Regions from separate parts of the Homo sapiens genome. Here region 1 is linked to region 2. A link is a loop called in an ENCODE intact Hi-C map of the cell type or tissue named here. Cell type or tissue: sigmoid colon. All regions are shown on one strand.

What was found. Peaks named below come from ENCODE experiments on the same cell type or tissue, not always from the same donor. Only the 100,000 strongest peaks of a DNase experiment are listed, where the experiment ranks them.
Region 1: it touches region 2 in a loop (2.3-fold over the local background); 8 of 110 quality-filtered maps call a loop at or near these places.

Annotation. Positions count from the first base shown.
Region 1 is chr17:80,661,269-80,666,268 of GRCh38, reverse strand. All of the region lies in intron 3 of RPTOR (regulatory associated protein of MTOR complex 1), which reads right to left. Among named protein-coding and RNA genes, the nearest start is that of RPTOR, 120 kb to the right of the region's middle. RefSeq lists enhancers at 4,362-4,862, 4,863-5,000. In sigmoid colon, no CTCF peak of the experiment used is centred here; a DNase peak (open chromatin) is centred at 2,168; H3K27ac peaks cover 1,271 bases.
Region 2 is chr17:80,770,980-80,775,979 of GRCh38, reverse strand. All of the region lies in intron 6 of RPTOR (regulatory associated protein of MTOR complex 1), which reads right to left. Among named protein-coding and RNA genes, the nearest start is that of CHMP6, 220 kb to the left of the region's middle. RefSeq lists an enhancer at 763-832. In sigmoid colon, no CTCF peak of the experiment used is centred here; DNase peaks (open chromatin) are centred at 1,179, 1,749, 2,239, 2,649 and 1 weaker place; H3K27ac peaks cover 434 bases.

The DNA.
Region 1 (5,000 bases), 110 kb after region 2:
CGTAATTTATTTTGGCAAACCAACTTTGGAGAAGAATAATATTTTAGATAATATCAAGGAGAAAGAGTAGATAATAAACATAATTTATTTTGGCAAACCAACTTTGGAGAAGAGTAATATTTTAGGTAATATCAAATGGCAAGATTTTTACTATTTCATATTGAAAGGCATCGAAAGTATAGCTCTTTGAGGGACAGTCACTAAAAATAAAACGTTTGTCCTCCCTGCTCAGCCCACAAGTCCCAGTCAAGGCATGGTAAACATTTCACAACAGACGCAGGATACACGGGCACAGGCAGATGGGAGGGAGAGATACTCAGTGGCCTCCAGGGTTACGAGACAAACAAGACTTCCTTCATCTTTCCGACGAAGATCTTCCAAGAGTTCTTCATACTTTATATCATTTCTAAAGAAAAATTTTTGGGGGGCCGGGCGCGGTGGCTCACGCCTGTAATCCCAGCTGTGGGAGGCCAAAGTGGGCGGATCACGAGGTCAGGAGATCGAGACCATCCTGGCTAACACGGTGAAACCCCATCTCTACTAAAAATACAAAAAAATTAGCCGGGCATGGTGGCGGGCGCCTGTAGTCCCAGCTACTCGGGAGGCTGAGGTAGGAGAATGGCGTGAACCTGGGAGGCGGAGGTTGCAGTGAGCCGAGATCACGCCACTGCACTCCAGCCTGGGTGACAGAACGAGACTCTGTCAGGAAAGGAAAGGGGAAAGGAAAAGGAAAGGAAAGGACATGGAAAGGAAAGGAAAGGACATGGAAAGGAAAGGAAAGGAAAGGAAAGGAAAGGAAAGGAAAGGAAAGGAAAGGAAAGGAAAGGAAAGGAAAGGAAAGGAAAGGAAAGGAAAGGAAAGGAAAGGAAAGGAAAGGAAAGGAAAGGAAAGGAAAGGAAAGGAAAGGAAAGGAAAGGAAAGGAAAGGAAAGGAAAGGGAAAAGAAAAGAAAAAAATTTTCTCAAGAAGAAAACAAGCAGTGTGGTTAGGATGCACGCCGGTAATGAGGGGCTCCCATGCCTCCCTCCCTCCTCGCCAGGAAACTCAGGTCTTTGATGTGTAACAACCGGCAAACCACCTAATTAGGATAATGGAGAGGAAGCCCAGTAAAAACCAGAGACAGCAGGTGGGAGGAGCCACCGCACCCTCGGTTGACAACAGCAAAAACAGGTAAAGTCCTTGCCCAAAGATCTCAGTGATATCCTTTCAAATATTTTAATTGACAGATTAAAAAGAGGGAAGAAAGGAGGGAGAAAGGGGTGGGGAGAATACAGAGGACAGAAGCAGGAGAAAAAGGTCTCTGCAGCTCAGGGAGAAAAAAGCCAAAACATTTTTGTTCCTTTTGAGGAGTAATGCAGATTAAAACTATAACAACATAAATTATGTTTATATAAACATAAAATTTAGAAAAGTATATTTCACTTTGTAAGAAAAAATCCAACTCCTTCTGAAGCAAATAAACACTATAAATTTATCTCAGGCACTTTAGAGTTAACAACTCACATTGTAATAAACGGCCCATCTCCTAATCAAGCAAACTCCCAACAGCCATGATTCCTTTGGAGACTCAGACTCCCTTCGTCTTCACATCCCTTCATTAACCAACACTTCCCAAGCCTGCCAAGGTCAAGGATTCTGAGTGCTACTAAGTGCTTCTTAGGAGACCAGCAGGGACGGAGGAGGAGGTGGAAAGAGAGGCAGGAGGAGAAAAGGGGGAAGAGTGGGGTGAGGAAGAGAAGAAGGAAAGGAGGGAAGAGCAAGCACTGAAAGGGGAAGGAGGAGAAGGAGAAGGGGGCAGGCGCAGGGAGCGAGGCTGCAGGATGGTAGGCCATCGAGGAGGAGAGGGTGAAGCAGCAGCAACTTCAGTGGGAGGGGGAACACCCTAGCACATGAAGCAGAGAATCAATACTGAGTGTAAGAATTATTTTCTCAGGATTGCTTCTGTTACTTAGGGAAAAAAATAAACACAGCTAAATGCATTTGTGCTGGGCATTAAAGAAGAAATCGTATTTTTAATCATTAAGAAAGAATAGGAAGCCTCACAGCACATTTCAGGAGTCTGGAAGCCCAGCCCCCATGAGAAGGCAGACCTTCCAGGCAACAGGGCGCTCCACAGCCAAGATGGTTTGCACGTAAGAGCCCTCTGCGCTAAGTCATAAACACTCCACCACCCAAGTCCCTCCCAGACGCAGCCCTGGAGGAGGCCTGCATTTTGCTCCAACAGAAGTGAGTGACTCCTCCAAGGTTTCTGTCTCAGCCACCACAGGGTCAAGAGCAAATGCCCACGCGGCTGTCACGGGGAAGATGCAGAGCAGTGGGAGCCTGAGGACCCAGATCCTTGTGAGATGAGCCTCAGAACAAACACCCAGCGGAGGATGCTTCCGTGCCAAAGCAGGGCAGGCCAGCCCATCTTGTGCACACACCTGCTTGCACACACGCACACGCACAGAACCAGTCTCAAGCAGAGGAAGGCACAAGGCCCAATCAGGACAGGGTGAGCTCAGGAAGACAGAGGGGACTGTGACTGGGGAGGGGCTCAGAGGGGGTTTCAAAGGCTATGTCACCTTCCATTTCTTAAGCCCAGTAATGTGTAAAAGCAATTCATTCTATTATTTTCCACACGGTAAATAGATCCACGTGCACACTCCATAATAAGCACAAACATAAGCACAGGCTGCCTTCACTCCCTGCCATTCAGGAATGTGGACTGTTTGAGGGGAAATAATGTCAATATCTCACCTAATAATTCATTCAAAGACAACCAAATACCTCCCAGCTCACTGATGCCTACGCTTCCATGTCTCCAGAGTGCTGGAGGAAACTGTAAATAAAGATTCCTCTGCAGATTGCCTGGCTTTGCAAAGAAAGAGATGATTTTTGTCATTTTTGTCAATTTAGAGTGGCTTGCAAAATGTAACTGGAAACATACAACCACCCAATGACCTGCAATCCCATACACTCAAGAGAAATAAAAATATATGGTCCACACAAGACTTGCACCCCAACACTCATGGCAGCTTTATCCCTAAAAGCCAGTCACTGGAAACAGGTGCAGCGTGAACCTGTGGGAGAGGGAGGGTGGATGCACCCTGCGTGGATGTGCAGGCTCCGGGACACCCAGCAATGAGCTGCCGCCCGGACGAGTCTCAGAAGCCTCACCCTGAGTGAACGAGGCCAAACGCAAGAGCAAAAGAATACATCACATGTGGTCACTGTAGAAAAAGGTAAAAAATAAGTGAGGCCACCTGGGCAAGATTATGACAGGGAGAAAAGGCTGGCAAGGCTGATTCCACCTCCCTCCTAACCTCACAGGCGGCTGCCCTCACCCATTCCCGGATGCAGGCACAGCTAACCATGGGAGGAATTTAGTTTGCAGTTGAACTTTAAAGCAAGGATGATAACAGTCCCTCCCTAAAACTGGTCCCCTCCTGGTTCAGGGACTGAAACCACCTTTGTAAGACTATGAAAGGCCATGAGATTAGGATTATGTGAGGGGCCTGAATTCTGCTAAGATGTAGATGTCACTAATGATACCCAGCCATCATCCCTAGCTTGCCTTTCTATAATTCCTTGCTGCTCGGGAGTCGTGGCCAGGTTATAAAATTTGCGACTTCCCCAATTGCTCCTGTAGAAAACAACACATTACAAAACCTAAGACTGGAGATGTTTTTCAGAGTTTTGCGTTCTGGCAACCAACTGACCCCACCTGGACCCATCCTGTGGCCCCACCCAGAGGCAGACTCAGTGCAGAAGACCATTTTCCCCACCCCATGACTTCACCCCCCAACCAATCAGCAGCACCCACTCCCTAGCCCCGCCCACCAAATTATCCATAAAAACCCTAGTCTCTGAGTTCTCAGAGGGGCTGATTTGAGTAATAATAAAACTCCCGTCCTTCCACCTGCAAGGCTTTGAGTTAAATTCTTTCTTTACTACAATATTGCAGCCTCCGTGAATTGGTTTTGTCTGTGCAGCAGACAAGACGAACTCATCGGGGCGTTCAGTTCCATGGGCAAAACTAGCCTCTGGTGATAGGAGGCAGAAGGCGGCTGGCCTCGGCCAGGAGAAACTGACTGGAAAGGGGGCTGAGGGAGCTTTCTGGGGAGTGGAAATGATCTCCATCTTGCTTTGAGTGTGATTAAGCAGGAGGATACAACTGTCAAAACTCATCAGACTAAACACTCAAGATCTACGCATTTTACTACACATAAATAGCATCTAAAAATCGCCTGGAAAAAAGTTTTTAGAAAGGCATATGAAAAACGGGTGTTCTAAGCTTTAAGAGATTTAAAGAGACATGAAATATACAAAATGGAAAATAGAATGGCCCTTTCTGTACACCTCTAAATCTGTTGTTTTGACTGAATTACCGAGGCCCTGGTGTGCAGCGCAGTGAATCTCGAGCGGTGCAGGGTCCAAATGCCACGAGACTCGCGGCAACTCCGTTCATCACAGCCACTGTCTTGGAACCACTGGATGGATAAAAACCCATACTGGGAGAACCAGGAGGCAATAAAGAGCAACTCTCTCATGCGCCATCCTAAGAACCCACTAAGAAAGGGGGCGGGGGGTGGTGGGGGATCCCTTTCCCAGCAGCAACAGAAGCTCTAAGAAGAAACTTAACAAGATGTGCATAGGAGCGCCGGGGAGAGACTCTCCGACCTTATCGGCGGACATAAAAAGCAGAGCAGAACAGCCCAAGAAGCGTGCCACTGCCACGGGTGCAAAACACCAGGTCTCCCCAACTCATCTACAAGCTCATATCACCCCCATCAACGGCTCAACACCGTGGTGGAGAAGGGTTGTTAGTTGAGGCCTGCTAGGAGCAAGGAGAGTGAGTCCTGGGGCTCCCGCGCGACTCCTCTGCTGAGACCTAGAGAGCTGGCCTGGCGTCAGCGGCCTCCACCTCTGCCTCTCCGGCTCCGACTCTGCAATAGTGAACTGCATCTGCTCCTCACAGCCACCCGCCTTGTGCTGAGACTTGGAATTTTTCTCCTCCTC
Region 2 (5,000 bases):
AAATGATTAAGTAATACTGTCTATAAATGTGATGGAATACTAAATTTGAAAATATCAATAGCAATATAAAATCAGTGATCTTCAAATTAAAAACAATACAAAATATATTTAATTCCAAGTAAGTAAAATTATGTGCATATATGGACAAATGTATGAAGAATATGGAATAGCAAAAACAGTGGATTCTGGGTAATTTTTCTTTCATTTCTTCCTTTTCATTGTTTACTGTTATAATATTATTTGTGCAATAAATTAAAAGATAGCAAAGGCTCCCTCTGGGGTTCTTACAATGATGGCTATTTCTGGGTCATGTGGTTTGACAGCCAAACGTGGGGGCTGTCTGTTTTTCATCCTGTGCCCAACAATGCTGCACCTTTGATGGGTTAGGCATAAGCCAGTATTTCTGAGCTAAAAAGAAATTTGATCATCAGTGGGAAACCAGGGCTGGCTCTGCCTCCTTGCTTCTGCTGCACTTTAGTATTTTCAACATTCTCAGCTACCCCCTGAAGCATCTGAGAAGAAGAAAACAACTCAAGAAGCCTAAACTCAAAGTAAAGAAAAGAGAAGACTGGCTGGGTATGGGGCTGACACCTGCAGTCTCAGTACTTTGGAAAGCTGAGGCGAGAGGATCGCTTGAGGCCAGGAGTTTGAGACTATCCTGGGCAACATAACAAGACCGCTACCTGTTCAAAAGAGAAAGAAAGAAGACTAAGAACAAGTCAAAGGGGAAAGTCTCAGGAAGAAAGGAGAAAAACAGCACAGAGAAAATGGCTGAAAACAAGAAGGAAGTGGGAGTAAAAGCCCTGCAGAAAAGGCTTTCCCATCTTCTCCACTGCAGGAAACAGGTGTTCCACCTTTGGGTTGAAGCAGCGGCTGGAAGCCTGGCCCCGGGCCAGGCTTGTGGGGCGGCTGAGGGGCCAGACTTACACCATGAAGATGCAGACAGCAAGACAGTGGAGGACGGACAGACACAGGCCCAGGAGCCCGAGGGAGGAAGGTGCAGAGACTCTGCCAGAGCACGACTACGCACAGGCGGGGCCCGTGGAGGAAAGCTGCATATAAGCAAGCAGCTTAATTACTTGAAAACCTTCCACGGCAGAGGGGCAGAGAAAGGGAATGATGAATGACTTGAGGACAGACACTGTGTCCGCAGCCTCCTTGATTTCTCTGTGGCATCTTACGGTCCCCTGCACACAGCGAGTCCTCAGGAAACACTGCGGGATGTGGCGCCGCAAATGCTACTTTGCACAGCTTCCCAGGGGCCGCCCCCATTACTGTCCCTGCCGAAAGCTCTGTAAAGTCCCCAACGGGAAGCTGGTTCTCGTGTAAAGTACGGCACGGCATCAAGTAAAGTGATAACATGTAATAACTTCAGCTCACGTTGGTGAAGGCAGGCAGCATGGAATAGTGAAAATAATACGGGATTTGGGATCAGAAGATCCGGGCTCCTGTTTGGCTCTGCCATAAATGAAGCTGTCCACCCCAGACGGCCGCACGCGGAGCATCTGGTACCTCATCAGTAACACAGTGATGTTTTATGCACTACGTCTGCTTTGACAAGTCCTGGGTTATTAGTAAGAGCAAATGTGACACCATAAGGGAGAATACTCTGTGGATTGTGAAATATGATACAATTCATACTCAACAGCTTACATGACATTGCGGCTTCCACTTCCAAAGCACTCTCCCGTGCAGCTCCCGCGCCGTCTGTGTCACACCGGAGCGTGAGCATCATCATCACACGGGCGCTGTCGAGAACCGAGAACTCAAGGCGGGTGGAGACGGGACCAGCTTGACATCCAGACTCCCAGAGTCCCCGCTTTCTCAGGATGTCACAGCGCCCTCGAGTCACACCAACAGGAGAGGAGCCTTTTAAAAACTTGAGGTGTTTCTAGTGAACACAATGATCAGTGCTTCTTTCAACGAAGAAATAGAAAAACAGGGAGTGATGGTTTACATTAAAGCCTGACTCAGCCTCGTCCTTTCTGACAGCCCGAGAAGAGGGCCTTTGTCAGGATTCAGCACCATAGCCCCCAGGGCAGGCCGCATAGCCCTGCGTGTCCACCGGGAGCTGTCTGGAGGGAATCAGAAGCGGTCGACGTCTGAGGGAGCTCTGATGCACAACAGAACACACTGAACACACCCAGGCACCAAGCGTTCCTCTTCCAGAAAGAACAGTTTGCTGGCAGCGCCACAGTGACTACACGTCCCCAGCAAGGCTACCCATCAGTCCCACCAGCCTGCCCAAGCGCCTGCCTGGAGGAGGGCCTGGTGCCAGAGGAAGCAAATCCAAATAACATCTAGGAGCCAGCCAGCTCAGAACAAGGCTGCGGGGCTGCCTTGTAAACAAACAGACCAGCCAGCCACTGGTTAACGGTTCCAACCAAGTCCTCGGTGTAAAAAATGCCCCCAGTGGCCTGCCTTGGAGCAAAGCACAGGCACAAATCAAAATAAAGGAAGGGCCTTTCCAACAAACTTTAAGTCCAACAATTGGCAAGGGAGTGAGAAAGAAGAAGAAAAACTGACCTATAAAAAGCAGAGACATTTTAAACGACTGTCTTCCCAGGCACCCCTAGAATATACTGCTTCAACAACCAACGTGGATATTAAAACCCACTGCCAGAGGCGCTATTTACCAGAGTGTGATGTAGCTGCAACTGCAGAGTCTCTGTGCGAACAGAGAAGTCCCCACTAGCTGTGTCTCTACCACAGTCCCTCGGGGCTTTGGTGACAAACTGCAGGTGAAGGGACAACATCCAGGGACATCAACAGCGCCTGCCCACCTGTCCCAAGAGTGGTGGTGCCGCTCCCGGGCAGCCCTGTGTCACTGGCTCAGCCAAACACACTGCTTTCTCCAGTGGGAGAGACCCAGGAACAACTCTGTGCCTCCCAATAGCCCAGTGCCAGCGCATGCCACCTGCAGACACACGGCTCTTTGAGAAAATCTCATTTTAAAAGCCCTGCATGCATGAAGCCACTTAAGTGGTGAGAAGGAGGAGGCAGAAGGTAATGAAGAGAAGAGCGCTCAGGTCAGAAAACCCCGGTTCAAATCGTAGCCCTGGCTCTGCCCCTGTACAGCCCCAGGCGAGTTCACACCTTGATGTCCGGCTGCCACCACTTACCTTTCACTTACACGATGAGGATAATGGAACTATAAAACAGGAATTACTGAGATTAAAAGAAACAAAAAGTCTTAATATGTACCTGGTACATAATGAAAATTAAATACACATTAGTCTGTTCCTTAAGAAGATTTTTGCTTACAAACTCAATAATGACCTCACAGTGCTAGAGCTGGTGCTTTAGTGAATGAAACAAGGTCCAAGCCATTGGATGAGCCGTGTGGCTGGTGAAGCTGCCGCAGGAGAATGGGGGCAGCTGCCCCTCATCAGGGAGGCACTGAAGACCAGACAAGGGCGGGGAGGGTAGGGGTGGGGGACCAGGCATGTGGGGGGGAGGGGAAGGGGAACAGGGCATGTGGAGGGAGAGGAAGGGGGTCCAGGCATGTGGAGGGAGAGGAAGGGGGTCCAGGCATGTGGGGGGAGAGACAGGGGGAACCAGTCATGTTGGGGACAGCACTGGTGGTCCCTGCTGGACTGGGGTCAACCCAGCACCATTTGGGTCAAGTGACAGGGAGGTCTAAGGGCTGCCCAAAACATCGAGGTCTTCTGAAAAATTGCTAGTATTGAGTTTTTGGATGTGATATTAAGGAAGACAATCCAAGACAAAGATGTACATTTATTTTTTAAAAGCAGCCAAACAGTGGCAGATTAAGGCAGGTGAACAGATTTCGACTCTGGCCTGTGTGGTCCAGGCACTCATTCACTACCCTGATACCCGAGGTGCCTCCTCACCTCTATGTGCAGAAATTAGTGTCAGGCCTGTAATCCCAGCACTTTGGGAGGCTGCAGTTGGAGGACTGCTTGAGGCCAGAAGTTAAAGACCAGCCTGGCCAATATAACAAGACCCCATTTCTACAAAAAATGTGAAAAATTAGCCAGGCATGGTGGTGTGCACCTATAGACCCAGTTACCAGGGAGGCTGAGGTGGGAGGATCACTTGAGCCTAGGAGGTCGAGGCTGCAGTGAGCTGTGACTGCCTCGCTACGCACCAGCTGGGGTGCCCGAGCGAGAAGACGGGCACGTCAGATCCAGCAGCAACAGCTTCCCCCATATCGGGGGCGAGGCCTGGAGCTGGGCATGGCGGTGGCTGGCTGAGGGACACGAGGGTTCAGAAATCCTGGGAGATGCCAGCTGGCCTCCACCCACCCCCACCCCACCCAAGTCTGAATGGAGGCAGCAGGGTTTCCTGTGTCATTCCTAAGGCCTCTCAGGTGATACCTTCCTTCCATTACACAGAAAAACAAGAAACACAAACAACCAGGGTAAACACCTGGGGCTGGGAAGGAGAGGGGGCGTTCTAGGTTGAGGAGACCTGATTACAATATTGAGGGCTGGACAGGAAGGGCAGAAAGGCTTGGGAGGTACCCCCTTCCGTCCTGAAGCTTAACTGCACCTGGAGAGAAAGAACTAGGCAATGAGGCCCAGGAGGGCCAGCGGGCGGCGGGAGTGCCCTCTTGCTGGGGTGGACCTTTTGTTTCAGGCATGAGAGGTTTATGCAGGTGTATATGACGAGGAAAGCGCTGGCAGAGGGAGAGCGTGAGGAAGGAGGGATTATCTCAGAGGGGTCAGGATAGTGATCGCTGGATGAGCTGCAGTTTCTCACAGGCAGAAGTACGTCAAGAGGAGGGCCAAGAACACAGCCGTGGGAGAACATACGTCCAAGTGCAGGAAGAGAGGCTGGCCAGAGAGTGGGAGCTTCAGAGAGGCAGCCGCAGACCCCAGGGCAGGGAAGGAGGTGCTGAAGGGGGTGTCCCTTGCTTCAGCTCTGCAGCGGACTCTTCAGGGGCAAGGATTAGGGACAGGCCAGTGAGGCTGACGGCTCAGAAGGCAGCGATCACCTCGATGGTTCCGGGAGAGCTGCTGGAATGGCAGGAAGGC